Linked DNA regions of Mus musculus: all the other regions are linked to region 3. A link is a loop called in an ENCODE intact Hi-C map of the cell type or tissue named here. Cell type or tissue: left cerebral cortex. All regions are shown on one strand. Each heading gives the region's core, and the rest is flanking DNA. Links, peaks and the distances in the headings are about the cores only.

What was found. A loop is a pair of places that touch in the nucleus more often than their neighbours do. Peaks named below come from ENCODE experiments on the same cell type or tissue, not always from the same donor. Only the 100,000 strongest peaks of a DNase experiment are listed, where the experiment ranks them.
Region 1: it touches region 3 in a loop (4-fold over the local background); 2 of 42 quality-filtered maps call a loop at or near these places.
Region 2: a loop joins it to region 3, with 10 times the contacts of the local background. A loop is called at or near these places in 2 of 42 quality-filtered maps.

The regions. Positions count from the first base shown.
Region 1 is chr8:14,377,486-14,387,450 of GRCm38, reverse strand. The region is part of intron 3 of Dlgap2 (DLG associated protein 2); the gene reads right to left. Among named protein-coding and RNA genes, the nearest start is that of Gm26184, 110 kb to the right of the region's middle. In left cerebral cortex, for the core only: no CTCF peak of the experiment used is centred there; DNase peaks (open chromatin) are centred at 4,445, 4,627, 5,550, 5,788 and 4 more places; H3K4me3 peaks cover 2,926 bases; H3K27ac peaks cover 1,781 bases.
Region 2 is chr8:14,108,940-14,118,904 of GRCm38, reverse strand. All of the region lies in intron 1 of Dlgap2 (DLG associated protein 2), which reads right to left. Among named protein-coding and RNA genes, the nearest start is that of Dlgap2, 18 kb to the right of the region's middle. In left cerebral cortex, for the core only: no CTCF peak of the experiment used is centred there; DNase peaks (open chromatin) are centred at 5,421, 5,968, 7,909, 8,325 and 1 more place; H3K27ac peaks cover 4,037 bases.
Region 3 is chr8:14,496,882-14,506,846 of GRCm38, reverse strand. The region is part of intron 3 of Dlgap2 (DLG associated protein 2); the gene reads right to left. Among named protein-coding and RNA genes, the nearest start is that of Gm26184, 230 kb to the right of the region's middle. In left cerebral cortex, for the core only: no CTCF peak of the experiment used is centred there; DNase peaks (open chromatin) are centred at 3,025, 4,531 and 5,685; H3K27ac peaks cover 610 bases.

The sequences.
Region 1 (9,965 bases), core at 1,366-9,365, 120 kb after region 3:
ATCTCCTTCGATTTATTCCTTCACGTTCTTTGCACTGATAATGTCCTCTCTAGTATTAGGGAAACACTGCTGCCTAGTGATACAGCCTTAGCTATGACCACATAGCCATGAGAATGGTCCAGTTCTCAGAAGTAGAGCCACTGGATGCTCATGCGGAGATGAAACACTGGGAACTCTGTTCTTTGCTTGTGAGACTACAGAAGCCTATGGTCACCTTGAGGGACAACTTGGAAGACTCCTACAAAACTGCACATACCCAGACCCTGACCTCGTCTGGCTGGGCTTCTCAGAATTTACCCAAAGAAGAATTCATCCATGCAGTCTTCTCAGGAGACTCTCAAAAGCTTCACTCACAACTGACCCATTGGACATCCTTTAGCGGATGGATGGCAAAGTGATAATCTATCTAGAACATCGCTCAGCACTAGAAAGGAATGAGCTAGAGTCTCGGGACATTAATAAGGGTTAGATTTGAGCCAGAAGGTACCTGTCCCAGGTAGCACATATAGTGAACAGGTGGCTACAAAATCCTGCCCTCAGAATGATGGGAGAGGCCCAGCTTGGTGCCTTCCACCCTGCAAATATACAGAAAGGGAGCAAGATACAGCTATCGCCCACCAAACCCAAACACAGCAAAGGTGAACTGGTCATCTATACAGATTCCAGAGCAGCTAGGCTCCAGACCCAGGTGCCAAGGACTCTTGGTCCCTTTGCTAGGAGCCAAGAAACCACTGTGGCCACAGAAATGTCTAGGTGTTGGTGACTATTTGGAAGTGTGACTTGGTTTCCATGCTGCCTAGCTTTTGTCAACCGGACACACGCTAAAGTCATTTGGGAAAAGTGAGCCTCAATTGAGAAAGTGCCCTCGACAGATTGGCCTATGGGGCCAACTTTTATTTTTTAAATCAAAGATGAATGTAGAGCAGCTCAGCTAATTGTGCAAAGTGTCATCCCCTGGGTTGGTGGTCCTGATTTGTATAAGAAAGCCAGCTTCGAAATCCATGAGGAAGTCATAAGCCAGTAAGTAGCATTCCTCCAAGGCCTCTGCTTCAAGTTCCTGCTCAAAGGTCCCTACATTGAGTTCCTGCCCTGACTTCCTTCAGTGAAAGAATGACCTGGGAGCTGCCATCTGAAATACATCCCATTCTTCCCATTCTTCCCGTGTTGCTTCTGGCCACGGTGTTGATCACAGCAACAGACAAGCGTTGCTGAAACACCTACTAGAATTCACTTCTGGGAACTCCCTGTTGTTCTTTCCTGCTTCAGAGGAACTGCTTACAGAAGATGAGGGCTCTCACTAGAGACCAAACCAAATGCTAAGGACAATGGGTGGAGGGAGCTGTCCTTGCTAAGCCATCCTGCACTGCGACCCAGCGAACATGCTCAGGTGACAAATCAAACCCTTAGGTGTAGGACTGGGACAAGGAACTCAGGAAAGGTCCAAGGAGGTCTCCATGTGCTCACAGAGGCCACTATCTCCTCTTAGACTAAAAATCGCAAATGGCTTAAGAAGATATCTTAGAATTCTTAAGAGTCCAAGTTACTCAGATGCACTAACCTATACTACTATGGCTGTGTGTGTGTATGTGTGTGTGTGTGTGTGTGTGTGTGTGTGTATGCATGCCACAGCTCACGTGTAGAGGTCAGGTGGAGGTCAGAAGACTATTTTCAAGAGTTATTTCTCTCATTTCACCATCTGAGTCCTAAGTATCAAACTTAGATAATCTATCAGGCTTGCGGGCTAGTGCCTTTACCCATAGCCATGTGGCCAGCCCTGGACTATACTACTTGTGGACCCCGGCAATCAGGACTCTCAGTCTCTGTTATCAAAGAAGCATGTACAAGAGTGAGGGAACAGGCACAGGATGGTCTGAGAAGGTGGTGCATGCCTGAGAGACACTGCATTAGAAGGAAGACATAAGCAGAGGCTTCCCGTGACCACCGCTGAAAGGTTGCACGGGCAGATCTCTGCAGTTTTGGGATCAATGCCGAGGCTCGACCTCAAGGCATGCATTTGCAACTCAGAGGCCACACTGTCCAAAGGACGTTAGATTCCAAACTAGAGAGAGGAGGGTTTCGCCACAAAAGAGAAACAAAAAGTTCTTGAGGGGCTGTTTTACCTTTGATCCTAGGGAGCAACATGCTTTTAACCAATATATGCAGACAAGAAAGACATTTCACAATAGCCATTCTTCACAGAGAAACGTTAAGACTTTTTTTTCCCTCCATGCTAGTTGGACGAAAATGCTAATTTTACTACCAGTCATGAATAAAATAATGATCTAATATGCAAATTTCAGGTAACAGCTGCATCTCCATAAACAACTTCCTGATTCAAAGTGTGAGAGCTCCAGCGTCAATGAGTGCTGTGTGCACAGAGCCCAGGGTGCATAACTGTGTTTTCAGCTGCTGGGTGCATAAAGGAAGCACACCATTAACATGTGGGGGTGTGACTGATTCAGAAATATCCCACACACTGTACACTGGCTGGAAGCACACAGTGCGTAGGTGTCTGCTGTTATCTCAATGGCAACAGTCATGCCAGCATCCTTCCTAAGTACCCTCTTACCTCCTCTGACATCTGTAGTTCTTCCTCAGCAGCCTTCCTTGCCCCTTTCTCAGACCACCCGTGTGGGACATGGGGGATCAGGCTTGTGTAAGAGGGGGATAAAGCATGGCTTCATGGCATGATCCATGAAGAAAGATAATGCTGGAAAGACCATGTTTTCTAATACAGCACAGAGGACTGCAGAGCTCTGCTCCCACGGTCTAGGATATTGGGAGTTTCAGCAGCCTGCACTGACTGAATACTTCACGGAATTCAGCGTACCCCACTGAGGTGCAGACCCATTCACTGAAGGAGAAACAAAAAAATAAAACTCAGGGAGGAGAGATTGCTCAGAAGGGGAAAGAACAAACCTCACAAGCATGCAAGCCCAAGTTTAGTCTCCAGAATCTTTTTGGTTAAAAAAAAGAAGAAAAGCTAGATGCAATGTGTGATCCTCGCACTACTGCAGAGACAGCATGTGAGATAGGAAAACACGGCAGAAGCTCAGAGGCCAGCTGGAATACCCTATGCATGGCAGACAGAAGGCTGGCCCCGCCTTAACAAGGTGAAAGCCATGAACTCAGTCCCCAAAGTCAATCTCTGACCTCCATACATACATGGCACACTACTTACACACACACACACACACACTCCATGAAGTAAGTTTCAAAAATCAAAACTTGCATTTTATGTATATAAAATGACGCTAGTCTAGAAAGCAAAGGCTGCACATAGTTTGGAAGCCGTGTTTGAGACCACGAGAGAGAACTAAAGTTTGTCCAGAAAATACCTAGAGGCCTCAAACAGCATCACAGCAGGGCTGTGAAATGTCTGCCAGAGACCTGTGTGCACATGCTGTGGTTACATGTGGGTGAACACTGTCACAAAGTCATACTTCATTTCTACTGCCCCACCTTCTGCTTTAATTATATTGAACTGATTCGATTTAAAAAAAAAAAGTACACATTACTTAAATACACTTAGCACTGAGTAATGGATACATGTAAAGGCGGGGTTTAAACTTAGGGAAAGAGCCAGTGGCCTGCTTCTCTAGCAGATGTCTAACTGTGCTGTGATCTAAACGTCTCTCTAGGCTTACTTCCAGCAGCAACCTTCAACTTGGGCTACAAATCCAACCAAAGGCTGGGACATCCATGCAGTACTGGGATGTCGAGTGTGGTCCTGTGAGCTCTCTCGGGTGAAGGGCAAGGGTGATGGGTGGTTGTGGGTAATAAAATACTTGTTGCTCGATGAAGCATAATTTAAAGGGCTGGGTAAAGTCGAATGGACTGACCCTCACCTGGGAATAGACTTAAGGCTACAAAATTCCTCCTGGACACTGAGCTCCTGGAAGGTGACAGACCTGAGCTCTGGGGATAGAATTATGAATGAAGCAGTCGATATCCACCTGGAAACGCGGAAGCCAATGGCAGCTTCCCTCTGGACATGCTCAGTCCTTTGCAGCGTGCAAGTCCTCCCTGTGAAAACTCAGCCATTTATAACGGGGAATGTGTACAGCCAGCGACTACCCAGATGCGGAGGCAACAACAAGTCTCTTCGGTGCCCGGAAGGGGCCAGATGTGGCCAGATGTGGCCGTGCTCTTTGGAGAGGAGTGTTTCCTTTCCAGAGGGAAAGCAAGAATAAAACGGAACATGTCAAGGCAGAGTGAGAAGGAAGTGTGCGGAGAAAGACCACACCAGGCACACCTCATCTTCATCCCTGTGGCTCGCTCACCCAGAGGAGGCTGGGGACCAGCCACATCAGCTGGACCAGCTACACAGTTCCTCGCTGCAAAGGGGAAAAAAAAAAAAAACCTTCCTGGCTGGTGTGAAGCAGTTGGCTGGGTTCTCAGAGCTCCCTGTCAGACTGTGCACTCCAAAGCACGCTTTATTCAAAAGCTCAGCAAGTCCATGACACTTGCACACCATCTCCTCCTACAAAGCCAAGGAGGGCTACTTGGGGTAAGCGCGAAATTAGTGCTTTGGAAGGGGCTTTGGTTATAAAGACCGGGCACAGACAGCTCTTCCCAGCGGGTGTCCATCCCAGCACCTCTCCCCTCTTTCATCCTATTCAACTGCAGCTGGGAAGAGCTCAAAACCCTTTACTGCACTCAGCCACACAAAGGAAGCCCTCTCCGCAGGCTTCTCTCTCTTGCTAGCCTATGAAACACAGGTTTAATGACCTAAGGTCCCTGGATTTACTCATTCCCAGGGGATCACGGAACCCACAGCCCAGTTGCCACATCTTTGCTGAAATAAAAGGAGAGCCAGCCAAAACAGTGCTTGCATTACAGACTGCTCCAGTATCTGGTGACTATCGAAATGATGGTTAATTAGAGACAGAACTTGTCTGCCTAGGACAATGCTATGGTCCTGGATTGCTGTGCAAGACCATCTCCCCCAAGTCCCCCCAGAGAATGGAGGATGCTCCCTGGATTGCAGTGCTGTCTCCTGGCTGTCACTACCATCTATCAAGACATGAGTATTTCACTTACGAAAGCAGTACAACCCTAGGTCTATGAAACAGAGCAATGAAAGAAAAAAAAAAAACATAAAAAAAAAAAAACATGCTGCAAAGTACAGAGAGGTAAGCAGCTGTCGGTTTAGCTGGTCGAGTGCTGATCAGTTAAGTATCATTTCCCAGAGGCCACGGAACTAGTAAAGTCTACATCCAAGACACAGGGAAAGTGAGAAATGAGTCACCTTTGACTTACCGAAGCGAGACTCCTGCTGCACGCCTTGCAGCATCCGAATGTGAAGTGCAAGGCAGCTCCACAGCAGATGGGAAGCTATGCACGCAGAGGCACTTCAACCTCGCTGCAAAGGAAGGAGGAGGCCAGGGTGACCAAGTGAGTGGTCACAGCTCCAGTCAGCCTCGGCTTGGACTAGGCATCCACGGTACTCTGCAAAACAGGCACACTGCAGCACGGTGGCGGGCATAGGATCCCTATGCATGTCCCATATATTCAAGCGTAATAGAAAACATGGATCTGGAGTGGATTCCATGTGGATATGGGGGCTGCCTGGCACTGAGCGCTAAACGCAAGCTCTCTGCTGGTAACAAAATTAGCCATGGAGATGGACGCCTTGATTAGAGCACAGTGCTGTCCCCCGGGACAGCAATTACGGAGAGCAGGTGCTCTGTCTCTTGCTCTTTCAGATAAATGCCTATAATCTCATTTCACAAACGATCCCTATTTAGACAGGAGCCACCTATTGTGATGATATCATTTGCTCTAGTAGCCATAAATGGGCAACTTCCTACGAAGCGTCACAGAGCTGACGACACAGGTCTTCATAAAAGTGAGTGGGCAGGGTGTTCGGAGAGGCCCGTCTACACGAGCAACTCATGCTGAAGATTCCAAGCGCCCTGGCATCTGAGAAGTTGCAGGGGAAAGAGGCAAGCCTTCCACTCCAATCTTTCAGTATACCGGACTGGGCTAAGAACCAACTGTAAGCAGGAGGGGGAATGGGAGGGCAGACCAGAGACCGCTGGCATCTACACATCCTTACACCTGCTTCAGTTGCAGGTGTCCTGGTAGAAAATAACCTGATCACTTATGTTTGAAGTACAGAAACTCCACCCGAGGAGGCAAACATTACACACAAGAATCCTAGTAGAGTTAAGGGTGTGATCTGGTAAAGATAATGAGAACCTTATGTGCCCAGTGGATGGCCAAAGGACTATGCCTAAAACCTCATAATAGCAAAGTAACTTTCTCTAAAAGCACATGCAGAATAACCAAAGAGCTTGGGTTTATTAGAGCTTTGGATTCCTCCACCGACATGTCTACAGAGACAGTGGCTGGTGATGACCAAGGATAAGAGAATAGCCATTGAGCCTGGCCACTGTGCAAATACTGCAGGAGACATTCAGAAATACTGTCCTAGAAAAACCTCCCTGGATCTCCCTGAATTACTCCAGTGGCCTGACAGCTCACTTGGAAAAGGCAGGGTTTCTGCTAGACAATTCACTATTCATAGTACTGGCTTAGGACAGGACACACTATGTTTGGACCAAATTAGACTAACATACTCCTTTAAAGTACGTTGTGGCTCAACCATTTAAGCTGCAAAGTTTATAGTGTGCTGCTACTGGTCTGAGGGAATGTGCTTCCGGACCCCAGTGGGGAATCTGTGTTGAGGTTACTCAGTGTAAAGGAGTAGCCACAGCAAAACCTTGCTTTAATATTCATGATATGCGTACAGTAAATCTGGGCTGGAGAAATAACCCAGCAGTTAAAGAGCACCAACTGCTCTTGGAGAGGTCCTGAATTCAATTCCCAGCAACCACATGGTGGCTCACAGCCAGCTGTGATGGGATCTGATGTCCTCTTCTGGTGCATCTGAAGACAGCTACAATGTACTCATATACATAAAATAAATAATTAAATATTTTTTTAAAAAAACCCAGTAAACCAATACAGATCTTCTTCAGTCTGCCCCATCAACACAGCAGGTTACTGGAAGGAATAACTAACTATACATACATATGCTTCCTCTCAGTGGACACTGAAGACCTCTTTCAGGAAAGTAAGCTCCTGCAATAGGATGTGCTCAGCAAGGAGGTTGCCTTCACCACTGGAGTAGGTTAAATGCCTTCCTCCACGCCCACCCTGCAAAGCTATGTCCACTTGGGTCCTCAGAATACCATATTATTGGAAATAAGTCTTTGTAGACATAATTATGGACCTTGAGATGAGATCACTCTCTAATTAGGGAAGACCAATGACAAGCATCCCAGGACACTGACATCAACGTGAAGACAGGCAAATTAACTAGACTGATGGTTCTATAGCCAAAGAACACCAGGATCTCCAGTCACCACCAGGTTGTGTAAAGAGGCGTGGAATGGACCCCTAGAAACTACAGAATGAACCATTCCCTCAGCTTGTACCTCACGTTCAGAGTCTGGCCTCCAGAGCCAAGAGAGAATTAGTACCTCCTGTCTTGGTCACCAGGCTACTGGCACTACTCCCTGCTAATCACTCAGCAGTCCATATCAGGCTCTGGAGTATCTCATAATGATACCACAGAGAAATGATGCAAGCGGGACTCAGATCTGGGATCTACACTTTGTTCACTAAAATGTCTTATCAGTGGCTCCTTGCTCTCTAGATGTTTCCTAGTTCATTGAAGACCACAGAAGTAGAGTCTCCAGTCATTAAAACAACTGACTCAAAGTCCAAAAAAAAAAAAATGATAGCTAATGCTATGTCCCTCTCCCCTGCTTACTAATGGAGTACATTTCTGCTTTACCTTCTTCTGGTGTTGTATCATTGCCCAGAATCCATGGTTAATGAATCCACCCACTACAGTTTCCATAAGTAGAAAGGACCCCCAGATAATATTGAAGTGGAAGGGTGGGGCCTGAGGTAATGATGAAGTGGGAGAAGGAGCTGAAGTTATAATGAAATACAAGATCAAAGGCTGGAGAGATGGCTCAGTGGTTAAGAGCACTTACTGGTCTTCCAGAGGTCTTGAGTTCAATTCCCAGCAACCACATGGTGGCTCACAACTATCTAGAATGAGATCTGGTGCCCTTTTCTGGTGTGTGGGAAGACAGCTACAGTGTGCTCATATAAATAAAATAAATATTAAAAAAAAAAGAAATACAGAGTGAGACCTGAAATAATGCTTACATGGAAGAGTGGAGTCTGGGTTAAGAATGACAATGGAGAGTGGGCCTTGGAGTAATGAATAAGTAGAGTAGAGGCACCTGATGTAATGACTTTACTCCAGGCTGTACCCAGGGATGAAAGGGTACAGCCTGGGGTAAAGTTGACACAGGTGAGTGAGGCCTAGAACAAGAAGTACCCTGGGAGGCACATGGGGTAAGGATGCCACTGTATGGTGGGATTTGGTGAGGAAACAGGATACAGCACTGCTGGCTTCACATTCACCAGGTTTTCTGCCAAGTGGTGGGAACAGAAGACAGACTAGATCAGAGCAAACCTAGTAAATTCACCAGAAGAAAGAAAGAGGAAGGTCCAACCTAGAGGAAGAGGAAAATCCAACCAGAAGGAAGAGGAAAATCCAGCCAGGAGGAAGAGGAAAATCCAACCAGGAGGGAGAAGAAAATCCAGCCAGGAGGAAGAGGAAGAAAATCCAACCAGGAGGGAGAAGAACATCCAACCAAGAGGAAGAGGAAAATCCAGCCAGGAGGAAGAGGAACATCCAACCAGGAGGAATAGAAAAATCCAATCAGGAGGGAGAAGAACATCCAACCAGGAGGGAGAAGAACATTCAACCAGGAGGGAGAAGAACATTCAACCAGGAGGAAAAGGAAGTCCAACCAGGAGGAAGAGGAACATCCAACCAGGAGGAAGAGGAACATCCAACCAGAAGAAAGAGGAACATCCAACCAGGAGGAAAAGGAAGTCCAACCAGGAGGAAGAGGAACATCCAACCAGAAGAAAGAGGAACATCCAACCAGGAGGAAAAGGAAGTCCAACCAGGAGGAAGAGGAACATCCAACCAGAAGAAAGAGGAACATCCAACCAGGAGGGAGAAGAACATCCAACCAGGAGGAAAATGAAGTCCAACCAGGAGGAAGAGGAAAACCCTTGTACTAAGGGTTCCCCAGGACCATGTGCTTTGCTCATCTGCCTCCTGAGAGCCTAAGGGACAGTACTATAAGGGACTTGTACCTTATTTCACAGAGGGAGGAACCAAACCACAACTGAGCCATCTGGATCAGAAGTGGCTCTAGAACTAATATGCTCCTGTCCAATACACAGTCCTATCTCATACAGAAAACAGAGACCAGCGTGGCCAGCGGCACACCAGGCCTGGTAAACAGTTGGGTTATCCTAGAGAGAAGGATACCATCGTAACCAGGGTGGCTGGAGGCACCTGACTTATGTAGGATCAGCAAAACACAGCTGGGAAGAGCTGTGGTACTGCCAGGGTTGGATTTCTGTATGACAGAGCCAGGTGTCTATGAACTCACCAATGCTGGCATGGTTGGGAATTCTGAGACATCTGTCACTTGTCTCTAATAGGAGCTCTGCCCACATCTTCTCAGACAAACACTCTCTTTCTCACTCGGCATCTAGTCCAGCTCTAATCATTAAATACTGAATAAAGATTTGCCAGAACCTTCCATGTTTTCCCGACGGCAGTTTCTCACCATCTCTTTTGAAGCAGACGTGAGTGCTTGTTTCTGTCAGGGAAACTGACAAAGCTCTTAGGAAATCTGCACAGAGCCCCACCAGATAGGATCCTTGATTTCTAAAGCGGTAGTCAGATAAATGCTTAACTATCACCAAGGAGTCATGGTCTCCCTCAGATTGACTCAAAACAACCATAGATGGACAAGCTCATCCACGGAAGAGCTTTAGTAAAACTGCCAACTTGAGTTGCTGACTGAAATCGGTTGTCAGCGAACTTTAAGAGGTCAGTATGACCACCCAAG
Region 2 (9,965 bases), core at 1,253-9,252, 390 kb after region 3:
GAAGTGTTGAAAAAGCTCAGGCCTAGTGATCTATCAAAACCTGTCAGGAAGGAAGGAAGGAAGGAAGGAAGGAAGGAAGGAAGGAAGGAAGGAAAGTCCAGAGATCCATATCTGAGAAGTATAAACTATCTCCCTGGGCCTTTGGGATAACTGTAACAGGCAAGAAATCCAAGAAGCTGGACAGAGTGACATATACCTGTAATCCCAGTAGTGAGGAATCTGAGGCAGGAGGATTGTGGGTTCAAGATCAACCCTGGATAGCCAGTGAGATGAAAGAGGGATAGAGAGAAGGGAAAAGGAAGAGGAATTGGCAGAAGGAAAGAAGAAACACCCTTAGGCATTCCAGGGATCTATGTGAGACAGAAACCATGTGCCACCATGCGCTGGGCAGCTCTGCCATATTCAGCGAGTACAATGTGAACAGATGTACTTATTTCTGATGTCCAGGCTACAGCAAAAGCACCAGAATTAACTGCGACTGCTAAACATACCGTGCATAGCATCCGCCATAGAGAATGCTGGGCTGCAGAGAGAAACTGGAAGTTCAGTGAGCTCAGAGGAGCTAGCATCTCTCCACACACAGGCTGGCTGTCGGGTGACAATGCCTAGAGTGGCCAGGATAAGAAATAAAGGTGGAACTCACTGCTGGAGCTAGCGAGTTAGCCAAGGGAGAGACTAAAAGCAGTAACCCAGTGACAGGCTGAGCAGCTGACACCAGAAACACCCTGGTGAGGAGGCAGGGGGTTGCCCTGAGGAGACAGACCCACACTCAGAAGCAGTCACCAGCAAGGCAAGCCGTGAGCATACAAGGCTGAACTCGGGGTATAGGCGCATACCTCTGGTGTGCTTCCAAGCCCACAAAACAAGTAACGCAGCAGTAGGAGTGAAGAGTCCCCTTGTGTCCTAGTTAGGTCACTACTGCCGTGGTAAAACACCATGACAAAAGCAACATGAGGAGGGAAGGGTTTATTCAGCTTGCACATCCACGTTGCTGTTCATCATCAAAGGAAGTCAGGACAGGAACTCAATCAGGACAGAGAACCTGGAGAGGTGCTGCTCACTGGCTTGCTCTTTGACCGCTTGCTCTTGCTCAGCCTGCTTTCCTATAGAACCCGGGACCTCCTGCCCAAGGATGGCTCCACCCACATACACTGGGCCCTCCCCCATCAATTGCTAATTAAGGAACCGCTCTACAGGCTTGCCTGCTGCCCATTCTTTTGGAGGCATTTGCTCAATGGAGGCTCCCTCCTCTCTGATGACTCTAGCTTGTGTCGAGTTAACATACAACTTAGCTAGCACACCACGTAAGCCATGGGTCACGGGCAATGAAGCTGGTCCAGACAGACTCTCTAGGATGTGAGATGACGATGCAGGGAGTTGTCGTCTGCAGTGGAGGTGGGAAATTCCACTCTGTTACGATGTCCTAACTGTACTCACCCGCCTTGGGGTGGCAGAGAAGCAGAGTAAGGCATTCTCTCTTTCCACTCTAATTCCTTGTGCACAGTTGCATTTTTTTCCTTAAATATATGAGCAAATAGGTAAACTTCTCTCACAAAGCACACAATCCTATATTTCATGTTATCTTTAAATTCTTTCACTCAATCCACCTAAAATTAAGCAGTAGGGAAACAAGAGCTACTGCCGCCTGTTCTGCTGTTTTGTGGGAAGCAGTCTAGAGGCAAGATTAGGTTTTGCAAGGAAATAATCATAATAAGACCTACAATGTTAAAGACACCTCACGACAGCAGGACGCTTAATGACCCCTCCAGCAGGGCAGATCACCTGGTCTACTGACCAGCTCGGAATCCAGCAGTCCCTGTCCTGGGGCTTGAATCTGTGGTCCAAGTCTGACAAACTTCCTAAAGTGCTGGGAAGCAGGGAGAAGCCATGTCTTCATCCTTTAGCAGCAGGCCTGGGAACTCACTTGTTAGATGGTACGGCATCTGAACATAACGCATCTCAGGAAAAGTAAACCAGGGGCCATTGCGCTAAACAATTACGTCCAAGTAATGTAGAAAAGAAACGTGCTTAGACCTGAGAACAACTGTGCGCCACCGGATCATCCAGTTCTAGCCGCTTCTGCACAGACAACCAGAGCCCCAAGGTGAGGCTGGTTTGCAGATAACCATGGCTCTCTGGAGAAGAGGCCATCACAAAAGGAAGTGGAAATGTTAGTGTGTGTGTGTGTGTGTGTGTGTGTGTGTACTCAGCAATCTGCATACTGATCGATGTACCTTAATAAAATAACTCTTCAGAAAGCATACACATTGGAAGAAAAGCAGAGTGATCATTAAAGGGTCTCTGACGTCATCAATAAGCACACTGTCAAGTGTCGTAGGATGCTTGGCTGGATAGGACACTGTCACCCATGGGAGGGTACAGTTGGGAAAGAGAAACACCAAGACAAGAGACACATGACACCAAATAGCACAGTCCTTAGACTCAGGTGCAGAAGCAAAGGGGACCCAGACTGTTCACTGTCTCCCCAGATCTAGAGGAAAGGGTTAGCTGTTCAAGCATTGCACTTGAAGATCCAGAGCTGAGCGACAATGCAGGGGGAATGTTTAGAAAATGTCTAGGAAATCCATGTATCAACTGAGCATGGATTCTAGAATTCCATGCCTAACCTCACATGACAACACAGACTCCAACTTCAGGCACACTAAAAATTCAACAAAATTATTACTTCAGATTATACATATATGAAACATAAATGAACTCTGCCCACAGTATTTCATTATATTTATATAAGTATCAACAAATCTGAAAAAAAAATCTGAAGCTCAAAACCTTCCTAGCACACATTTCAGAAAAGTGTGTTTACCCTGTAGTAATACTTCATATATGCTGGTTGATAGTTTCTTCACTACTTATGGGGTTGGTGTGTGTGTGTGTGTGTGTGTGTGTGTGTGTGTGTATGCATATATATTTGTATGTATATATATATTTGTATGTATGTGAGTGTGTGAATCTATGTATGTATGAGTATATATGTATGTACAATACATGTGTGGGCCAGCTGTTGTTCTTCAGGTATGATCGGCTGTAGAGGGATGTTAATCCAGCAACATGGCTACTCTGGATGGAACACAGACACACCATTAGCACACACCTTTAATCCCAAACAATGAAGGTAAAGTTAGTTTGTGGAAGGAAGGCCCCATATTTGAAAGGGATGTCTAAATGAGTGGCAGACAAAGTGACAAATCAGAGAAAGATTTGACAGAATAGGATACACCCAACTCTCACAAGAGGAGAAAGGAGGGAAGCTACTTAAGGGAGCAGTACAGAGAGGAAAGGCAGTTTTGCCAGAATAGTGATAGAGAGACAGGTATCTGAGAGAACGAGCCAGACACAGGTGAAGACAGAAGGAGCCAGAGAATGAGCAGCAAGAAGATTAGAACAGATTGCCCAAATTAACATAAGGCCAAGCAGAGCAATTCAGTCAGAGGCCAAGAGAGAAACCAGATTGAATCAGTCAGTTTGGAGAGGCAGAACAGCTGAGTTGAACCAGCTAACCAGAGTTCAGAAAGAACTAGAAAGGGTGAGTTTATCAGTAGTAAGTCTCAGAGGCTGAGACTTCGAGGACTAGATAAGATTGCACAGAGGCTAGAAGCTTCCAGGAGTAGGCCTAGACTAGCAGATAGAGGCAGTAAGGCTCTGATGATAATCACTCATCATCAAACAAAAGTTACTTTTTACAATCAATCTTGGTTTTATTTTTAGACAAGGTCTCTCACTGGCTTAGGGCTCAGGTAACCTAGGCAGACTGGCCAACAAGCCCCAAAGATCCTCCTGCCTCTGCCTCTCTGCCTCTCTGCCTCTGCTTCCCCAGTGCTGGGACTGTAAACTCACACTAGCATGCCTGTTCCTTTTTATTGACTTACTTATTCCTTACTTGGACTCTAGGAATCAAAGTTGGGGCTTCACTTACTAATTCACTTCTGCAGCCCTAGATCTGACTTTAATAGCCAGACACCAAGATTCACAACATGAAGGAATGTGTCCCTCATAGAAGCAGCTGGTTTTACACAAAGAACCCATAGAAGGCAATACACCTTTCTTCTCAGTGAATGAAAGATTCCCAGGACTGCTTTATAAATACAGTTGAGCTCTGTCAATGGGGATCTGACAAAATACACCATACAGTAAAGAGCAGAGTGGGCAGTGATCAGAAGATCCCTCAGAGAGCAAGGAAACCTCACATCCCTCCAGCTTTCTGCCTCCTGGAGAGCCAGCTCTGCAAGCCTCAGGAACTTCATCTTTACAGTGATCTGTGTAACAACCATGTGTGGGGATAGCAAGACAATCCCGGTGCCCATTTCACAAACAAAATAACTGTGGACAGCTCAGCCAAGTCCATGTAACCCTCATCACACCATGAAGTCACACCCATAAACTCAAAAATAAGGAAGACACTTGACACCTGGTCCACATGCCCCAAGTACTTAATAAGCAAATATCAGACAAACTCAGACTCTGCTCAGTGACTCCAATGCAGAGAGCTGGGCAATTCAACACCACCCAAACACTGCTAAATTCATGAATCCAAAAGAAGAAAATGAAAGACACGTGGCCTTTCAAGGAGAGCCACCTGAGCTCATATGCAAAGCAGAGTGACTCCAAACTCCTTCTCTGCCTGTGGGCCATTTTAGGTGACTCAGCACCAAGAACTGGCTACTGGTAATGATATACGATTCTGATGGCACACCCATGGATCCAGAGGAAGGATTCGCTGTGGCAAAATGCCATTCCTGGGAACTTACGGACTATGCTACCAGCCAGTGAAGCGTGGGAGCAGCTCAACCACAAAGCACCCTTCTTTAAAACATTGGTAAGACAAACGGCCATGGCGTGACCACACAATCTCCAGCACCCAGCGGAAACCATTTTCCAAAGCAACTTCGCAGGGCTGTGCCACTGAGCATGTGTGCTTTTGTTGTTCCGGTTTGCCCGTTTTTGTTTTCTCAAGTTAGGTAATCACATGACCCTAGGTTTGCTGGGTTATTATATTTTATGTAAGACTGTAAGCTGCTAAAGAGGGCCAGAAGGCAAAGGAATAGTAAGGGGGAAGGAAAGGATTTGTAGCAGTGAATTCAAATAAGGCAAGGGCTCCGAGGTGAGGAATGAACATGGGTCGGTGAAGAAAAGTAACAGGAGTTGTTAAAGAACCTTCCGGGAGGGTAACAAGGCTGATGCAGAGGCCTAGCCGCAGGAAATGACAAGGAACGTAGGGAATCACACAATATGGGGCAGCTTCCCATAAAAGCTCATCGTGAACCCCGGGAAAGAGGACATTTTGCAGAAAGCCCCGAGAGCCAGAAAGGAGAAATCTGGATGTGACAAAAGGCAACCGAAAACATCGTGCCGAGAAGTGACATGATAAAAATGGCTTTAGAAAGATTATCCCAGCAGCTGTGTGTAGGATGGTTTCAAGCCGAGAGAGACCGGAGGCGTGGAGATCTGCTGAAAGAATGTTCTCCTAATTCAAGCACAGTGTGGGGAGGCGTGGTCGGGCGCCGAGCCTGGGTGGGAGAGCAAGGAATTCTGGGACCCGACCTCAGTTTCCCTGCCTGTAAAATGTGAGGCTTGACCCTGCAAGGACTCAGCTTGTACTTTTTGACCCAGCAGAAGTCCATCCTGAGGCCTCGGTAAGATCCAATCAGGGAGAAGAAACACAAAGTCTCAACCTCACACCCGGCTTTGGCAAACTGAAGTTCATGCATTTTTATTACATCTTAAAATCTCAGATATACAAGATTGCACCGTGCTAAATAAAAACATTAGAGAACATTCTCAAGGAGTGGGTTGGTGGCTGCCCACCCTGCTCTGGCAGGCAGAGGCCAGAAAGCCTTGGAGTGATCCCCCACCCCCACCCAGTGCCTCTTCCCCATCTCAGTGCAACCACGTCATTTCCTAAATGGTGCTCATCCATCACCCTCTCCCACCTCATTCACAAGCATCACCCACTGAAGGTGCCACTCATCCTCTGGACCTCGGTGTCCCCGCCCACCTGTCCCCGCCCACTTGCTCCTCACACGCCCACTAGCATGTGAGTCCAGCCGAACCAGCAAGAATGCTTCACGATCCTCAACGTGAAGCCGCATCAGAAGCGCCTGTTGGGCCAGGGAGATGGCTCGATCCATGAAGTATTTGCTATGCAAGCCTGAGAACCTGAGTTCAGATTCGCACCACCATACAAAGTCAGTCATGGTGGTGTGTGCCTGTAGGATAGCCAGTGTTGTGCTGGGACAGGGCAGATCCATGGAGATGAACCACCAGCTAGCCCAGTCAAGTCATGAGCTGCATGTTCAGTGAGAGCACCTGTTGTTAAAAAAAAAAAGAAAGAAAAAGAAAACTAAAATAGGGTAGACAAGATGGCTCAGCAGGTAAAAGCTCTTGCTGCCTAGCCTGATGACCTGAGTTTAGCCCTCAGGTCCTATGTTATAGGAGAGAAGTGATTCTCATATTGTTCTCTGACATCCACACATGTACCCACCCATGCATGCATATGCACACACACATAATAAATAGATACAAACACATAAATAATAAAGAGTGAAGAAGGCATCCAACATTGACTTCTGGCTTCTCCATGCACATTAAACTAAACATACACATAAACAGGTACACACAGATATGCCAAACTCACGTGTGCAACCTCAAAGGCTCTCCCAAGCCCAGCATCAACCTTACCATTCAATAATGCTTAAAACTCAGTGGTTTTAATCAACTTCCTCCAAGCCCTGCTCTGAACTCCAAGCATAGGTGGAGCCTGTGTGCACTAATCTTGAATCCCAACATACCCTGAGGTAGCTACCCTTACTGCCTAACACCATGCTACCTAGAAGCTCCTAACACAATTCTTGAAGTGCACACAACATGCACACAGCACAAGCTTGGGTGTGCTGTTCCTACCACAGCCGGCTTAAAAACTCACAACTACAACAATCTCCAGCGAAAGTTCCAAAACAACGGCAGTGTGAGACATCCAAGCATCAGCAGTCAAGGTCCTAACCCAGTGAACTGACACACTTTTCACAGTGTCTGACTGATGAGAACAAAAGAACTCACAGAAGCCTCTAGGCTGGTTCCCAGGCCCTCCCGCTGCTCCCCTTCTGTGCCTCCATCCACTCTCCCTGGGATTCCCACTTCCCCTGTATCTCACCTACATGGCTACTCCTTACACGCCTGTCCCAGGCTCAAGCTCTCCGTGCCCTCCTCTCTCACTGCAATTCTCTCATTGCTTTTTCTAAGCAAACAGTTAAACTAAATATAATTATGATTTCATTAACTCCTGTTCTTTCTATTGACTGCATTCCCTGATTTCCCCTAAGGACCTTCGTGTAAATAAGTCCTAGCTTTATTAGCCAGAAATGCAGAAAAGGAAACAAACTCACTCCCCTAAATGGGATGGGTCTCTGAAGTGTATTTAAGTTATTGTTCTGAGATACGTAGTAGCAATTCTTCAGAGAAGTAAGCCTTATCCTTTCTCTGTAAAGAAGTAGGAAGATCTTTGCCATATTGTTACACCAGGTGTAAAATTTCAGGTTTAGGTCCCACCCATAAAGATTACCTAACTTTTCAATGGATTCTGAGTTACCTGTCTGCAAAAGAGAGATGGCTGTCGCTGACTTAAGTGCACCAAGGTCAAATTCTCTCTTAGTTTGTAACTGCTTGGTCTTTTAAGAAAAAAAAATGTAGGAGAAACAGACTGACAGTGGAGCAGAGTGACAACTTTTTGCCATTTCCAAAATTAACAGCTGGGAACAGGGACGAGCATGAGTCGATTCTCATAATTACCCATCTCCCTCTCCTACCTCATTCACAAGCATCACCCACTGAAGGTGCCACTCATCCTCTGGACCTCGGTGTCCCCGCCCACTTGTCCCCGCCCACTTGCTCCTCACACGCCCACTAGCATGGGTCCAGCTGAACCAGCAAGAACGCTTCACGATCCTCATCGTGAAGCCCCATCAGCACGGAACACATCTTGCGCTGGGAGATGGCTCAGTCAGTGAAGAATTTGATGAGCACGCTTTAGGAAGTGACATACAGTCAGTAAAGCCTGGTGAATTGGGGACACAGGACGAGCATCCTTTTTCAGAAGTTGCAGAACGTAGCGGACACAGAAGGATGATTGCTGTGTGTCTAGCTGTGCTGTCCATGAGGGGTCTCGATGAACTAAGCTCCCAGGTCACCTTACTCGAACGGTCCTGACCACCATTTCCATCTCCTCAATCATACATTTCAAAGGAGAGCCCAGTATCTGCAACGCCTGGACAGAACTCACTGCACTCGGCACAGAACTCATGGTCAGAATGAAGCCAGGAAGCCAAGGCTCCTCTGTGGTGCCTCCCACACAGAAACATAACGGCCACACCAAATCTCTACAGCAACTGTGCCTGGCCGACGCTCCAGGAGCCTCCAGCAACCCACCTCTCTGCTTGCCCTGCACCATACAACCTTCATGTCTGTGCTTCTCACTGGACCATGGGATTTTCAGGCCAATGGTTAAGTCTGACTCATTTTTTTAACCACAGCCATGTGAACCTTCTAGACAGCTTCTCATCCAAGGGGTACAAGGGACAGGCGCAAAGCAATAATGGTCGCTACAACAGGAAGTCGGGGTGGAGCCGAGGCTCAGCCCCTCCTCTTTATTCTAAATTCAGAAAAGGCCTGTCTGTAGTGCCTTTAGCATGTGAGTGTGATGACCATGAACTGCCAAGTATATCATACTGTAAGAAGAGCACAGGACACACACCTGCCACACCTCCAAGTGGCAGGAAGATAAAAATGGATGATTCAGAGCCTAGGAGTCACCCTGGGTGCTATGTTCAGAGATATAGATGGTGTGCCTCTTGTGTAGTAACAAGTGGCTAGTTCTTTGTGAGGGAGAAAAAAAAAAGCCTGTAAAAAAGGAAGCCAGAAGTAACAGAAACTTAAGAGTTAGTGGAAGGACAAAGTCAGGAACTGAGAAGAAGGCAAATCCCTTATAACCCTTAATATTTTGTGGTGCCCTCAAGGAGAAGATGGGGAGAGAGTCAGAGGAAGGTCAGGAGACATACAGACCCTCCACTGCCAATGCTTAGAAGGACAGCATGGTTAAGCTCCATGGTATTTACAAATAGCAGGCGCTGGCAAGAGGGACTAGCAATACCTGTTGCTGGCAGAGGGGTAAAAGAAGAAACTTCCAGCTAACAACCATCTGGCCAGGGCACCTTCCCAGGTGGAAGAGTGGGCCCTGAGATGAAGATTTCAAAATAGATTTATTTCCAGACTGGACACCGTTCAGAAACTAAATTTAGCCAGCTTGAATTCTTTTTTAAAAATGCTATCCCATTAAGCCTTTTCACAGAGGAAGTCTACATTTCATTACAAAACAGAACACAGCGTTCTGGGATCAGCTGGAGGCCCAGGAGGGGCAGCTGCAAGGTACACACAGTTGGCAGACATACAGTGGAGCTGAGGAGAAGGCAGGCTCCAGGCAAATGAACCAAGGGACTCTAGCTGTAGTCACCTTGAAAATCACACATAAAAGCACTTGTGGTCATTATTTTAAAAGATAACCCATTTGGTAAATTAGACAAAGTAACTCTTTAATTTGCCTCTTTGTTGCCGTGCCTTTGTGACTCAGCCATTTCTCAAATGCTCTCCAGCTCCTTCCTTACTAATTGGTTTAAATTTTTTGATCCTTTACTTATATATAAAGCCTGTTCTCCTTCTCAGGGTAAAGGTGCTCCTTCAACGATCACATGCACTATGGCTTATCTGGGCCAACAAAAAAAACCCTACATATTCTCTCATCTTCCTTGAGCCTTTATCTTGTTTGGAGACAAGGAGACCAGGTGTCCTTTGACACTTTGTGAAGTTCTTGCCTATATCCTCTTATTGGCCTCTGTCATCCCCATGACTGCAGAGACTATAGCAAAATTGGCATTGGCTTCTGGGCACTGCTGGCCTAA
Region 3 (9,965 bases), core at 943-8,942:
GGATTAGTCATTCGAATCCCACATGAATACAATGACTTGCTGACATCTGATGTTTCTAGTGTGCTGAGGATCTAACCCAGGTCCTCAGGCATAACTAGGCAATGCTCTACCAAGGTGCCATACCTCCTAAAATTGATTTCCACATAAAGATCTTGTTTCCAAAAACCTTGTTGAGCTTGGGTATCATTTTTATAATGTTAATACATTCCTTAGGGTTTCCACACTCTTTCACGTTCTCTGAAGATAGATACTGCTTTCCTCCTTCCACTATGCATTGTGTACTTATTCCACCCACCCCTTTGCTGGCCAGTACCTCCAGCACAAATGGAATTGAAGGTAGGATCTCCCCTTAAAGCGAATCAAGATCTCACTGTGAGTGTGTGTGTGTGTGTGCACACTCACAAATACTACAGTGTCTCTATTTGTTTCTCTGCTCACAGGCATGCAGAGTGGTGTTGTATTTGGGCTATCTGTGACTAGTGTTATGGTGTGCACAGGACAGATAACCTTTGTGATGTGGTGAGTTAATTGCCTTTGGCTACATTCCCAGAAGAGGGACTACTGGATCAGTCGTGTATCTAATGAGGAGTTAATGTCCGTAATTTATAAAGAACTCAAAAAAAAAAAAAAATAAAACCCAACTCAATAGTAAAAATCAAAGGACCTCATAGATAAATGGACCAAGGAGCTGAACAGGAATGTCTTCAAAGAAGACACAAAACCAGCCAGTGTGTGATAAGATGCTCAGGGACATTAGCCATCAGAGGAATAGAGATCTGACCCTGAGAGAATCTCTTCAACCTGCTGGGGTGGTGGTGATAAACTGTGGGGGTGCCACCTGCAGGCTGGGGTTTGGAGAAAGCCACTGCTCCCAGTGTGAATGGAAAGCAAGTGAGACCAACACCACAGAGGTCAAAGGTTATTTCACTCCTCTACGGTGGGCCATGTAAGGCTTGTGCACACATGTGATGTACAGTGGCCAGTCAGAGCTGCTTACCATGCACTGACCTCTGGCTTGCTCTCCTGTGGTGAGAACATCTCAAACCTACTTCCCTAACCTTCGGTCAGCAGGCCAGTGCCACCGGCTGCACGTGTCCCTTTGGTCAGCAGGCCAGTGCCACCGGCTGTACGTGTCTCTGAGCTCTCTCTTCCTGTGGACCTCATGTGTTATGCTCTCTCAAAACCTCTGTTCAAAGGTTCCCTTCAGCTAACCATGGCCTTTGAGGAGCATGTCCACTCTATCTGGGTTACCAAACTTAACTGGCCTAATCTTGTTCATCTCTCATGATTCTTTTTGAAAACTGCCTTTAAGTACACATGAACTAAGCCTAACATGCTATTTACCATCAGAGTGACCATGAGGAATAGATACCATGTGTAGCACATGCCTAGACACAGCCTGAGGTCTACGTCCTTCTGAGCATGCTCAGTCACACCAACAGAGTCCTGTACCTCACTTCCTATCATTACTCTCTCTGTAACTATTGTCACCTTATAGGCTCTGGATTTTTTCCAATCTGGATATTGTATTTATCTGTTATATACTACGGGACATTTTGTATATGACTTATTTCTCATAGTATAAAGCTTTTGAGGATACCTACTGTAGCATATGCTAAGGCTGATTTACCTCCCTGGCTGTATAATATTTCACTCCACATACATGTCACATGCTACTTAGCTTCTGTCAGCTTACAGCCACTGTTTCTGCCTCTGAAAACGTGCGTGCAGTCCTTGATAGGCTCCTGGCTCTAAAGCCTGCACAGATACACAGGTGTGGGATTCGTGGGAAATTATTTACTAGAACTTTTTTAACTAGAATTATTTGCTAGAAGCCTACTAATTCTTGGTTTCCAGTTTCATGGGCAGCCAAAACTTGAAACCCTTTGCCACAGAAGTATTCCACAGTGCACCAGGAGGGCACCAAGGCCACTCTTCCACACTCCCTCTGACGCTCACTTCCAGCATGTGATGTCATCTCCCACTGTGGCTTTCAGATACACATATCTTGTGACCAATGATTCTGAGCAACTTATCAGAAACTTACATGAGTCCATGTATTTGTTTTCTTTAGAGAAAAATGTTCCTCCAACCCATTGGCTGTTCGTACACCAGGCTGTCGTTTTTGCCGCAGAATTTCAGGCATCCTTCAAAGAGTGTGGCTAGTACTTACAACTCTTTTTGTTTCTATACGGTTGCTAGTATGTAACATGGGGTGTTCCTGTTTTCTTCACCGGTCGTTATGTGTACCAGTTTGAGTTGTCCTCTGAAGAACCATATTTTGTTTTCACCCTTATCAATATTGCATTACTCTCTGCTCCATCTTTGCATCAGGTATAGTTGTAAGTTCAAAACAGAATCTAGAAGGCTAAAAAGGCCTTGACAATAAAGTATATGCCTCCGGGAAGGTCTATGTTCTTAGGACATACTGTTAACATGTGCTCTGGGCTATGGCACTTACAAATGCACACACTCACTTGCATCCCTCTTATGGGAGAATGCCTTCCTCCCATCTTTTAATGCCACTTTGCCGTTTGTAGTGAAGACCTGAGTATGAGGCAAATGTTGAGCGACAGGAGAATATTTTTGTCACAAGCTGCTGCTCTGGCTACTTTTTCTAGATAACAGGCTCTCTGGGAGCAAAAAGTCTCCTAGGCATTGGTGTGGTTTACACACTGACCACCAGGAAGCCACAATTTTCCGCATGCCATTGCTTTACTTGATCTGTCTTCCTATCGTTACATCAAAAGGACATGGGACAGGAATAAAACAGTGAATGAAGGAGATCATCACTGGTCATTTAGTGGCAAAGCTGCCTCTTTTACCTTCCCCCGCAGGGCTCGCCAGCAAATCTGCCTACAGACAAAAGCAAGGATAGAGATGCTGAGTAAGCGTGGCTATGCCCTGGACCACTGACTTCTACCAACTAAATCAGTACTTAGACTCCAGCGGGTTAATTACCAGGCTGCATTTTGGCAAAGCTGTGGGGTTTCGTGAAAGTCCTTCCGAGATAAAGGAAGGGGAGTATGCACCAGAGAGGTTCATGCAAAAACAACATTCACACTTGCTTTTGGAAACGACTGGGGAAAGCCACGTGGGCCAGCGCCTCTCTGTGAAGCTTCACTGACATCTGGGCTGCATGCAGCTTTTAATAAATCATATTTATAAAGGAAAGAGGAAGCAAAGATCAACACCTGAGAAACGGTTTTCCTCACCCGTCCTTCTTACATAACAGAAATTTTTCCTTTAATATTTTAAACTTTTAGTCATATGAGGAGGAAAGAGAAATGTCATCCTCCCACTAATTGGTTCTCAGAAGTTCTTTCTATTCCCACCCTAGGCAGCAGTCTCTGATTGGGGTCATAGGGCTGACATCATTCCCTCTCACAGTAACATGGCTTGTGTGCCTGTGTTGGATCAAGGCCTTTGCTTATCTTGATTGTTTTATCATTTTCCCCCAACCAAGACAGAATAGAATTTATTCTGTAATTATGACACCACGTTTTACTTTTAGCTCAGGAACATAGGATCTTTCAGTGGGAAGAGATGCGCACACACCCAAAGATGAGAAACACAATCACTCAGTAATGGGGATTACACAGTACAGTTTAGGAATAATATATACTTCTATAGATAGATAGATAGATAGATAGATAGATAGATAGATAGATAGATAGATAGATGGTAGATAGATGATAAAGATTGATACATTGATTGATTAATTGTTTGATTATAGATAGTGGATAGATGATAGATTGATCAATATATTGATAGATGATAGAAGGAAAAATACATGTAGATATAGGTAGATCTCTATGATATAGATAGAGGTAGATAGAAGAAAGAAATACAGACAGACAGACATGTATTTGTGTTTAAAACCTAATTTGGGAACCCAGGAGGCCGAGTCGGGAGGATTGCAAGGCATACCATATAGAAAGTCACAGCTTCTCGTTCCTGAGGCAGAGACAAGCTATGCTGCTGTCACTGCTGAACCTCAGGGTGACTTTGCCTCTGACACTAATATCCCAGGTTGCTCAGCAACCTCAGCAAAATATGTGTCAGGCACACGCATTATCCTGTCCAGAAACGCTCCTCAAAACAAGAAAAGAGACAGCAGACACCTCCTCCATAGCCTCAGAAGTTCACAGATTGGTGTCTGGGACCAGTTACCACCTCGCACACTGATTGGTTGGCTTCCAGACTCTATCCTCAGCATCTGTCTCCAGGACAGTGGACATAGGCAGGCCTATTCCTGGGCCAGGGACCTCCCGTCATCCATGACAGTCATGGGCTTGCCAAGCAGGCAGCTGAGGCACAGGCTGTTGCAGCTTGAGTCTCTCCTACTCGCAAAGTCTGTACCTAGTTCCCCAGTTTGCTTTGGGTGAGTTCTGCTTTCCTGCTTTGCACCCATTTTCATTAAGGCCCTAGAGATTGTCCTCCTCCTTCGAGAAGGCTTGGCTGCCTCCTACTTGGATCCAGATTGCCCTGCCTCCCTTTATTTTTGCTACTGTTTCCAGGAGACACTGAGGAGGAAGTGGGGAGGAGCGGGCTTCTATCTTGAAATAGGATTGTTCTGCGCTCTAAGCATATGTTCTCGTGGGAGGAGGTGTGCATATGCCCCACTGAGATTGGGTTGTAGCCATATGCGGGAAACATCAGCAGCAACATATGGCTTTTAATTCATTAGAGAATATCATGTGTAACTCTGGGGCAACAGCGGTGAGGAGAGCGGAGACTGACTTGCGCGGTTTCTAGAATGCCTCCACACATGGGCTAAGGAGGCAAGAATGGTGTTAATGAGCGATGCTCCACGTTACACAAAGCTCAGCCTCATCTGACACACAGACAACAGGCACTGCTAATTAACTGGAAAGGCTGCAGAGCAAGCAGAGGAGACATCAAAAGAGCAACCGGAGCTTCTGGAATTGGGCTTGCCAGTTTGGAGCCTGACCTCTGCTTGCTGCCTCAGTTTCTTGCTCTGAGAAATGAGAAGACAGTGGTGTTAATGGACACTCATACACTGATGTATATATCATGTGCAGCCAGTGCTCTGAGGCTTGAAGTGGGTAAAGCATTGGAACTAAACTGTCTGCCAAATGAATAGATAAACTGGTCCCAACTTGTAGGTTGGGACCATCTAGGGCCTGTAGATGTTTGTGCTTCTTGGTCTCTACCTAGAGGAGGGGCACATCTCATCTGTAGAACTGAGAACATCTTAATGTCATCTTCTGTCAGGGCTAAATGTCACATGGATCCTAAGCTATAAGGACTCTTGTCTGCATAGTCTCAATGAATAGATTGTGGGCTCTAAGGACCCCGGGTAGCTTTGACTCAGGGATATAAGGACCTTGGGCTATATGGACTCTCACACTGGGCTGTAAGAGCACGGGGCTGTAAGGGATTTGGTCTGTGAGGCCTCTGGGATACACAGACAATGGTTGTGAGAGCCTAGCCCAGTGAGAACACTGGGCTATGTTAAACTCTTACCTTGGTCTGTAAGGAACATGGGAATATATTCCCCCAGCTGGGAAGTTCTGCCTACTGTAGCCTAGGGAAGGTGTCACTAAGTTGAGTCTGACTCAGTCCCTGCTTCCTGCAGGATTGAGATACTTCATAGACTTTAAACATAGAAAAAGAGAGATTCTGGGTCCAGTGTATTACTGAAGCTCACGAGGAACACTGTAGTTGCTGAGCTCAGGGAAGTGGTGTCACCCTTCAGTGGTGGAGAAGACTGCTATGGAAAATAACCAAAGCTATCAGCACTGTCCACCTGCTGCTAATGCGGATGGCTGACAACAGGCCCAGCCTTGCACTGGGTGGGTAGTGAGTATATGCACTGAAATAAACAGATCTCCACACAGAGCCCTAATATCATCTAGTGGAATGCAACAATTCTAGATACAGCAAAGAAAGCAAACTCTTAATATCATGCAGAATAAAATCTCTTTAACAGCTACTTCCTGGAAAGTATCTGTGAAGCGTTTCTCTTTGATCATGAAAGTAATTCATTTCAATCCTAACATCTTCAGACTGAGTAGTTGTGTCTAAATTGGCCCTCACACCCCATCCTACCCCATCACCAACTGTAGGTCATAGCAGACCAGCTAAGCCCACATATCCAGTGAAGGGGGGGCTGTGATTTGGGGGTTGGTGTGATGGGGGAATAGAATACTGGGTCCTATAGCAGAGCTGGCTGCATACAGCTTCACTCAGGAATCTCAGGATGAGATTTGGAACTTTATTTAGACAAAGCTCTAAAAGAACCGCTCTTTTGCTCCCGTTTCTCCTTTACTGTGATAAAGCACAGAAAGCCTCTAGTTGGCCTTAAAAGCCCACCGGCCCATTTATCATGGCCAGCCCAGCCGCAATGCCCAAGAGGGGCCTGGAGGTGAGACAGGAACCCATCCATCTAGGACATGTCCCTAATCCATGTCCTACAGCGGAGCTGAGAACAGATACTGATACAGAACTCCTTGCTGAGGTCATGGGAAGGGCAGCCAAGCTCTGCACCATTCACAAGCACAAGGTGTTCCTTGTAGCTTCGCTGCAGGGAAATCTCCTAGCGCTCAGTCTGTCCAAACTGTAGACACCCACATCCAGCCCAGGTGAAAGGCAGTGCTCTGAGGTACGTGGTGGGTGACTGAGCAGCTATACAGCTCATCACAACCCGGTGACCTGAGGCAGAGCACAGAATTCCAGAAGCCACCAACATCAGGATCTACAGACACAATGGTGAAAGGGCAGACTGTTCTTTCAATGTGCATACCTGAGCTTTTCTGCTTGGTCTTGGCGGTGTTTTTAGAGTCTTAACTTACCTTGATTAAGTCTCATGTGCATTTATATCTACCGCCTTCTCTAGAAGAGACTCATTGGAAGGCTTTTCTAAATATAGAATGTCTTGGTGTGATGGTTTCTGTATGTTTGGCCCAGGGAGTGGTACTATTAGGAGGTGTAGGCTTATAAGAATAGGTGTGTCACTGTGGGTGTGGGCTTTAATACTCTAGTCCTAGCTCCCTGGAAGTCAGTATTCTTCTAGTAGCCTTCAGATGAAGATGTAGAACTCTCAGCTCTGCCTGCACCATGCCTGTCTAGATGCTGCTGCCATGCTCCCACCCCTTGATAATGGACTGAACCTCTGAACCTGTAAGCCAGCCCCAATTAAATGTTGTCCTTATAAGAGTTGTCTTGGTCATGGTGTCTGTTCACAGCAGTGAACCCTAATTAAGACACTTGGTTTTACTTCTTAGTATTTAGACTACTACAGATGACACAAAGGTTAAGCCTATCCTTCAAAGGCCTCGGGGTGGCAATATTGGAAAGTAGTGAGACTCTCAAGAGAACACCAGGTCCCGTGTCTCTTGGAGACAGACATTGTGAGTGAATTGTTACCCCTGAGCCTGACCCCTGAGCCTCTATTAGGCTTGATAATGTGCACCTCTGCCCCATACACACAGACTGTCCCCACTGACAGTTTTTAGTAATACAGTCAGGAAGAGGATCCCCATGTAAGACTGAACCATGCTGTTTGAACTTTCAGTCTTTCAAACTACGAACAGGAACAAACTCAAATGCCTTCTGTGTTTCTTTATACTGAATGCCCACTGACATAAACTTATTATCATAATGCATTTCTATTACCTGTCCCTGGCATTCTTGTGGCAGGGGTGATTTGGATGCATTTGTACTGAGTGGGATGTGTAGGGGGCATCCTGTGACATATGAGACCACAATAGTGTTATGTGTCCTGGCCCATTATTGTCCATGGCTCAGTAGACATGACCTGCTCTAGTGCCCAGCTCTTTAGTGGAGATCTTTCACCCTATTGGAGCCAATGTTGGACCAGGGATACCCTAGCAGATATCTCTCCACAAAGCACACAAGAAAAACGGACAGTAAGTTACATCAACTGTGGGCCAGAATATAAAACAACTATTGACCCTTTCTTTGCTAGGAATTCATTTGACTGTTATAGGCTGGAGGTAATCTCTGCAGTTGGAGGCTTCCAAGAGTGAATCAAGAGGATTCAGGGACAAGCCACAGAGGCCTGGCAGCCATGACACTATGGGATATTTCAACACCTGGCAAGCCTGTGCCTTGTAAAAGAAACCACACAACTGATGGGCAGATGAGTCTTCCCTGACATCCACTCATGTGCCTGTGTCCTTCCCCGCCTTCATCCACATTAAGCAAATATCAAACACTATTGCCGGTCCAACTCAGCTCCTCTACGACAACATTTCCACCAGATCCTGGTGGGGGCTGGGAGAAGTGTGACCTCCTGGAAGCTATGAATGAGACGACACAGGAATAAAGCCAAGAACTATACAGCAGCCAGGTTTGCATTCTCATTAAGAAGTTGGGAAGCAGGGTCCATCAGAGGAGCCAGTGATCCCAGCACTCAGGGAGAGTGATTGGGTGAGGTGGGCATGGGCTAGTAAAGACATGGATTATTTGGTAGAAGTGAGGATTGCTTTTCTTTCCTGGGTTCCTGTTATACAGGTCTAAAGGCTCCTTGTACTAGACTAAAGAATGTCCCCTAACCTGATGTCACAGCCCTGACTCCCACTGTACTGTCTGGAGAGAGGACCTTGAGAGACTCACCAAAGCCAAATGAGGACACAAATGTGGCTTTAGTCTGCCTGACTGATGTCCTCACAGGAACAAAAGGCACTGCTGGGGTACACAGTGAAGGAAAAGGCCACATGGGGACATAGGCAGATGGTGCTGCCACCAGCTAGGTGGTGGCACTCCTCTACCCTAAGACCTGAACAGAAACCAGCTCTCCATACCTCAGTCTTGGAATTCCAGCCCTAGGACAGTGAGGAAGGAAATTACTGTTTATTGAACAAGACAGGACCTAGCATTCTGTCACAGCCTAGGGGACTAGCATGCTTGGGGTTTTGTGAGTTGTCTGCTAAGTTAACAAGTTGACTCACAGTAGCCCACAGATGCTTTGGGCTGGGTGTGGTTAACAGTGAGGACATGGATGTGATTACACAAGAAGCTTGTGTCCTTAGGTCAAGGTGACTGACAGGAACAAGAAGGGGCTGAAAATGGGTTTGTGTCAGGCAGCCATCCAGGGCTGTAGTCAAGAGTTCCCATGAAAAGCACGGGCGCCCTACTCTAGGTGTGTTCCCACTGAAATACAGTGAGATGTCCCAGACTCCAGGACTCAACGCACTTCCAGGTATCTTTTCGTGGAATTGAACAATTTCAAAATGTTTCCATGCAATATATAATAAAATTAACATTTGTAATGGTCCAGCCCCAGGAAGCTGTACAGAAGGGTTCCATGGGCTTTGTTCCACTTTGGGGAGGAAGGTTTTGACATCTTAGTGTCAAAAACTGGAGGAAAAGAGGACGAGCCACATGCTCAAGACTGCCCCCCCCCCCACAGTAGAGAATCAGTAACAGCCATGACCCACTGGCCAGACCTCAAGGCCTCAACATAACTTTCATTTATCTACCTAAGCCTTACAACTAAGTGTTCAAAATATTTCCATAAATGTCTGCTTTAGTGGAAAAGAAGGGTTTTTTTGTTTGTTTGTTTGTTTGTTTGTTTGTTTGCTGTCAATTGCAGATAAGACAGACTTAGGCTCCTGAGTTGCTCTTGTCCTGTCTCAGAAGCAGCAGAGCATGGTGGGAAAGTGTGCCTGTGCACAAGGCAGTGGCCTCCTAACACACCCGTGTGTCTTAAGGAGAAACTTTTCCTTTGCCAAGGCTATATGCAGAAGTGCTCTCTGGGTAACCGCCAAGACGGCAGACACAACTCGGATTGCAAATGATGAGTATTGGTGATGAGATAAGACAGAAGCCAGGACTTGATCGGGGACTGAAACAAACCTGGACGCAGTGAACACATAGATACATATGTATAGGACTCCCGGGCTATAAAACCACGGTAAGGAAGCAGAAGCACTCAGCAACATTCAAAGCTACAACACCAAATTACAGTAAGACTA